Linked DNA regions of Homo sapiens: region 2 is linked to region 1. Evidence: chromatin loops called from intact Hi-C (ENCODE). Cell type or tissue: natural killer cell. All regions are shown on one strand. Links, peaks and the distances in the headings refer to the core of each region. The heading gives the core; the rest is flanking DNA. Region 1 overlaps EDNRA (endothelin receptor type A). Region 2 has its middle 24 kb from the start of ARHGAP10.

Region 1 (2,921 bases), core at 191-2,690:
GTTCCATGGAAGAGATTAACAAGCGGGTTCTACTTGAGGTTAGATAGTTAATGAGGGCCTCTTTGAGGAAGCCACATGGAACCAGAGAGGAAAAGGAAAAGAGGGGGACGTTGCCTACAGGCAGGGACCTAATTTCCTCCTAGCAGCATTGGACACTTACTACCCATACATCCTTTCAGAATGAAGGACATACAAGTTAGGGAAGTCTACACAGTGATTACACCTAATAATTTTCTCCAATGATTTCTTTCCTTCCCCTTTATCTATAATTCCCAAGAAGAATCAATGCTCACTCCTAGGAAAAGGAAAAAGAACACCACCACCAACACCACACCTATTTGTCTCAAAGAAAGACAATTCCATGATCTTTTTTGCTTCCCACTGATTCCATGATGTCTTTCCTCTCTGTCCTTCTTTATGCCTAACCCTAACCTAATCCTAGTTAAAAGTTTAAGGAAGCATGTAAAAGGAAAAAATGTAATTGAGATTGGAAGAATCTGAGAGAATCCATGTTCATTTGTGGTTTTTCTGGATCATTTTCTTAGCACTTGCCACTGAGACCTTCACAGGATTTCAGAGTCTCCCTTATTAAGCAAGAACATCTTTTTCTTTTCTTTCATTGTTAGATGTGTGAATTGGGAAATCCATTCATGTGGATTATCAGGGTCCTCTTAATCTCCGGGAATGAACAAACAAACAATTCAACTGTTCCAGAGTATATCCCATAACCGTGCCTACACTGTTTTAATTACATATATCTGTGGTCTTTGAAGAATTATAATTCTGAGCCAGAATTCTAAATTCTTATTCTATAAAAAGTAGTTTTCAGGTTTTCTTGTTTTTATAGGGTGATTCATCTCAGAAATAGTGTTTTATGTCTTTACTTGCACCAAGCATTAATAACCAGCAGTCAGCAATGGCATAATTATTTGTCAGCTTCATGAAAACCATAAGAAATGAAGGCAGTGTTTGTGCAAAGAGTTTTGTGGTTGTCCTTGGACAAAAGTTTATGAGGAAATTTTGAGAAGACACCAATCGAGACTGTTTATAGTGAGATGAAGAAGAAACCAGAGGCACTATTGGATTAAAGAAAAAGGTTATTTTCAAAAACTATTTAGAAGAAAGGAAGTAATCACGAAAACTAAAGAGAGAAAACCTCTATAATGAAGTTTTATAGGGTCTTAGCCAAAAATCACAGAGTGAGAGACTGCCCTGTGTAACCAAGTTCTCATTCTTTATCTACGGGGTACTGGTTTCCCAAACTCTTTCAAAGGACTCGTGTTATGGATCACACTGACCATGGAATTAAACCTCACATCATCTTTTGGAAATAGTAGAAAAGAAATTCAAAGCTTAGCTTAGAGTTACTATGGCAAAAAGAACTTTTCAAAAAAAAAAGAAAAAGGAGTTTGTCAAGTTAGTAGGATACTGTTTCCTAGTGAGTTAAGTTTAAATTGAGTCACTAAGCAAAAAATTAGAAAGGAAATCAATACCATTTTCACACTTGAAAAGGCATCATATGTTCAGCAGGAACTTCCTTCCCCCTTTTAGGTAGCTGAGCTATTATTTAAGCCCATGCTCCTAGTATAATACCTAATTAGACAAATACAGAGTACTGGTAGCTATTGTTATGTGTCTGCTACCCAGCACAGCCACTAGAGGGTGTCCACTCTTGCCTTGCAAACAAGGTTGGAAATTGTCAACATGGAAGAACAGATTTTTCTGCATGTGATACCAACAGATCAAGGTAACCACATTTTTCTGTATAGTAAGGGGAAGTTTGAGCCTAAATAGAGAAAAGCCACTTACATCACATCTACTGAAGCAGAGTCAGCCCCTTAAGCACAGAGGAAAATGTAAGTTCAAAGTGGCTTTAGGTGTTAGCTAGCTGCCAAAATTAGTAGCTTCTACACCACTTTGTTTTTTTCCAGTATTCTCCCTAACCTTTCATTCTTAATTTCAGAGACAATATAATCTGCCAATTCCAGTAGTTGAAATTATTTGCTTTACTCATGGTTTAGTAAGCACAGATAAAAAACCACTGTCGGCTTCTCAGTTGAGCTGTCTCCCAAAATCCCAAACTTTTACTACTGTTTGAAAAGTAGGCAGCGTGACTAGTTGATGTGAGATCAAAGGCACATCTCTTCTGTTATTAAATTGTATTATATAACTATAATATATTTAATATATATGTATTATATTAATACACTATATTGATTTTTATGTATTAAATATATATCACAATATATTCATGTTACTACATATTAATAATAATAAATTATATCTGTATATCTTTCCAGACTAAAAATTGCTGAGGCTTTAAAATACGAAAGAAAAAAATAACAATTCTAATACTCTTTTGCTACAGTGCTAACTGAAAAGCACTGTGAATAAAATTTAGAAGTTGGGACGCATAACTAAAACTGTAAGTGCCCACATGCTCCGTGCCAGCTCTACCATTTCTTACCACTGTGTCTCCTTCTTTCAGCTGCTGGCTGGGCGCTGGCCTTTTGATCACAATGACTTTGGCGTATTTCTTTGCAAGCTGTTCCCCTTTTTGCAGAAGTCCTCGGTGGGGATCACCGTCCTCAACCTCTGCGCTCTTAGTGTTGACAGGTAATGTGGTTCTTTCCCTTTGCTCTTTGGCTGGGCTTAGAAAAGCATTTTTCTCAAAAAGAAGAAAAGTCAAGAGAATTCGTGCCCAGGACAGCTGTTGATTAGCTTCAAGTGAATTAAAGCATTAACCATCTTGCCTTTGCTGTTTAGAATTGCCTTCCACATTTGCTGATTATTAGCCATCTTTGGCTCAGACAATTATGTACCTAGAGCATTTTATCAAGAATACCCATTTGACGCCCTTTTGGCAATAAAGTGAAAATTAACATATTAGATGGAATAAACTTTGTGAAAAGGAGATTCCA
Region 2 (2,921 bases), core at 172-2,671, 190 kb after region 1:
AAAGATTTCTCTGTAGCACATGATGCTGTTTCATAGCATTTTACTCACAGTAGAACTTTAAAACTTGGAGTCAATCCTCTCAAACTCTGCTGCTCCTTTAGTAACCAAGTTAGAATATTTAGATAATATTTCATAAATATTCTAAATGGTTTGTTGTCATTTTGACAATGTTCACAATATCTTCACCAGGAGTAGATTCCATCTCAAGAAACCACTTTCTTTGCTCATCTATAAGAAGCATCTGTTCACGTTCTGTCATGAGATTGCAGCAATTCAGTCACGTCTTCAGGCTCCACTTCCAATTTTGCCATTTCCACCACATCTACAGTGACTTCCTTTAATGAAGTCTTGAACCCATCCCCCCAAAGTCATCTATGAGGACTGAAATGAACTTCTTTCAAACTCCTGTTAGTGTTCATATTTTGATCTCTTTTCATGAATGTCCAGGCAATAGCATGATCTCAGCCCACTGCAACCTCCGCCTCCCAGGTTCAAGTGATTCCCTTGCCACAGCCTCCCGAGTAGCTGGGACTACAGGCACGTGCCACCACGCCTGGCTAATTTTTGTATTTTTAGTAGAGATGGGGTTTCACTATGTTGGCCATGCTGGTCTCAAACTCCCAACCTCAGGTGATCTGCCCACCTTGGCCTCCCAAAGTGCCAGGATTATAAGTATGAGACACTGCGCCCAGCCTGAAATTTAAGATCTTTCACATTTTTCTCTTGCACATAGCAATGATCGGAATGACAGTGGGAACCAGGAGAATAATTTCTGTGCATTTCTTTTTTTTTTTTTTTTTTGAGACAGAGTCTCGCTCTTTCGCCCAGGCCGGACTGCAGCGGCGTGATCTCAGCTCACTGCAAGCTCCGCCTCCCGGGTTCACGTCATTCTCCTGCCTCAGCCTCCCAGGCAGCTGGGACTACAGGCACCTGCCACCACGCCCGGCTAATTTTTTGTATTTTTAGTACAGACGGGGTTTCACCGTGTTAGCCAGGATGGTCTCGATCTCCTGACCTTGTGATCCGCCCGCCTCGGCCTCCCAAAGTGCCGGGATTAGAGGGTTGAGCCACCGCACCCGGCCATTTCTGTGCATTTCTATAGGAAACTGGCTAAGCAAGTTCAGAGTCAAAATCCTTAAGCCACTTCATGGATTTAGGATACAAGAGGAACCTGAAGTTAAAGGACAGAACACCTAAACATACCTCCTGGTGAGACACCTTGCTTTTCTCCCAAACAACTCAGGCTGGACAGACACAAAGATGTTATGGGGCGGGGCGGTGTGGGGGAGTCAGGCTAGTCCCAGGGAATTGTGGAGAGGAAGAGTCAGGTCTCAGAAGTAAGCAAGTAGGACCTGATGCCTAAGCAGAGGGCCCTGGGGCTGTGTCCTATAGTAACATGGATGGGGCCAGAGACTGGAAAAGCCCCAGCAGAGAAGAATGTTTTTCGTATTTTTATCAGGGAGCTATTGACATTGTATATGGACTTGTTCTGCACATTTCAGTATATTTACTATCCCTGCCCTATGCCTACTAAATGCCACTAAATCCCGAAGTCACTGTGACTAGAAATGTCATGCACAGTTCCAAATGCCCACTAGGGGGCCTGTATCACCCTTGATTGCCATTTATCACATATTTGCTAATAAACACACTTCCTGATTAATGTAGTGGGATACAATCGGATATCATAATTACTATTTCTCTTCTTCACAGGTTTTACAGTTTCTCTCCCAACCACCAGGCATCCCTCTTCACCCACTAAATCAAAGCAATTGGTTGCTTCAGGATAAGGGTGACATAGCCAAGAACGAAGATGACAACTGCGTTTCTGAATGGAATTTTAAAATCAAAGGTGAAACAGTAGGCTTTTTATTATAAGAGCCAGGTTTTTGTTTTGTTTTGTTTTGTTTTGTTTTGTTTTAAGAGAGGAAACAAGTTTTCAAAGTTCTAAATAAGTTAGAGCTGGGAGGACTCAGGGCGGAGTGATTATACCATAAACCAAATCATCAGGAGGTATGAAGTTGTTTACCAAAAGAAAATAAAAGTTCAACTTGCTGAAAGAGAATCTGAGGGCATGTTGTCAGAGGCATTTGAACCAGAGTGCCTCCATCTTGAATAGGGGCTGGGTAAAATGAGGCTGAGAGCTACTGGGCTGCATTCCCAACAGGTTAGGCATTCTAAGTTACAGGATGAGAAAGGAGGTCAGCACAAGGTACAGGTCACAAAGACCTTGCTGATAAAACAGGTTGTGGTAAGGAAGCTGGTGAAAACCCACCAAAACCCACCAAAACCGAGACAGTGACGAGAATGACTTCTGGTCATCCTCGCTGTTCATTATATGCTAATTATAATGCATTAGCATGCTAAAAGACACTCCCACCAGTGCCATGACAGTTTACAAATGCCATGGCAATGTCAGGAAGTTACCCTATATGATTTAAAAAGGGGAGGAACCCTCAATTCTGGGAATTGCCCACCCCTTTCCCGGAAAATTTATAAATAATCCACCCCTTGTTTAGCATGTGACCAAGAAATAAGGCTGGGAACAGTGGCTCACGCCTGTAATCCCAGCACTTTGGGAGGCCGAGGCAGGCGGATCACTTGAGGTCAGGAGTTTGAGATTTGCCTGTCCAATATGGCGAAACCTCCGTCTCTGCTAAAAATGCAAAAATTAATGGGGCCTGGTGGCGCGTGCCTGTAATTCCAGCTATTTGGGAGGTTGAGGCTCGAGAAGCATTTGAACCCTGGAGGCAGAGGCTGTGGTGAGCTCACTGCATTGCACCACTGCATTCCAGCTTGGGCAACAGAGTGAGACTCGAAAGAGAGAAAGAGAGAGAGAGAAAGAAAGAGGGAGAGAGAGAGAGAGAGAGAGAAAGAGAAAGAGAGAGAGAGAGAGAGAGAGAGAATAACCATAAGAACAG

What was found. Peaks named below come from ENCODE experiments on the same cell type or tissue, not always from the same donor. Only the 100,000 strongest peaks of a DNase experiment are listed, where the experiment ranks them.
Region 2: a loop joins it to region 1, with 19 times the contacts of the local background. A loop is called at or near these places in 6 of 110 quality-filtered maps.

Annotation. Positions count from the first base shown.
Region 1 is chr4:147,517,363-147,520,283 of GRCh38, forward strand. It overlaps EDNRA (endothelin receptor type A), which reads left to right. Exons shown (of 8, transcript NM_001957.4): 3 at 2,489-2,616. Among named protein-coding and RNA genes, the nearest start is that of EDNRA, 38 kb to the left of the region's middle. In natural killer cell, for the core only: a CTCF peak has its summit at 1,642 (motif pointing right); a DNase peak (open chromatin) is centred at 1,679.
Region 2 is chr4:147,706,758-147,709,678 of GRCh38, forward strand. No RefSeq gene overlaps it. Among named protein-coding and RNA genes, the nearest start is that of ARHGAP10, 24 kb to the right of the region's middle. In natural killer cell, for the core only: CTCF peaks have their summits at 1,637 and 1,837; a DNase peak (open chromatin) is centred at 1,594.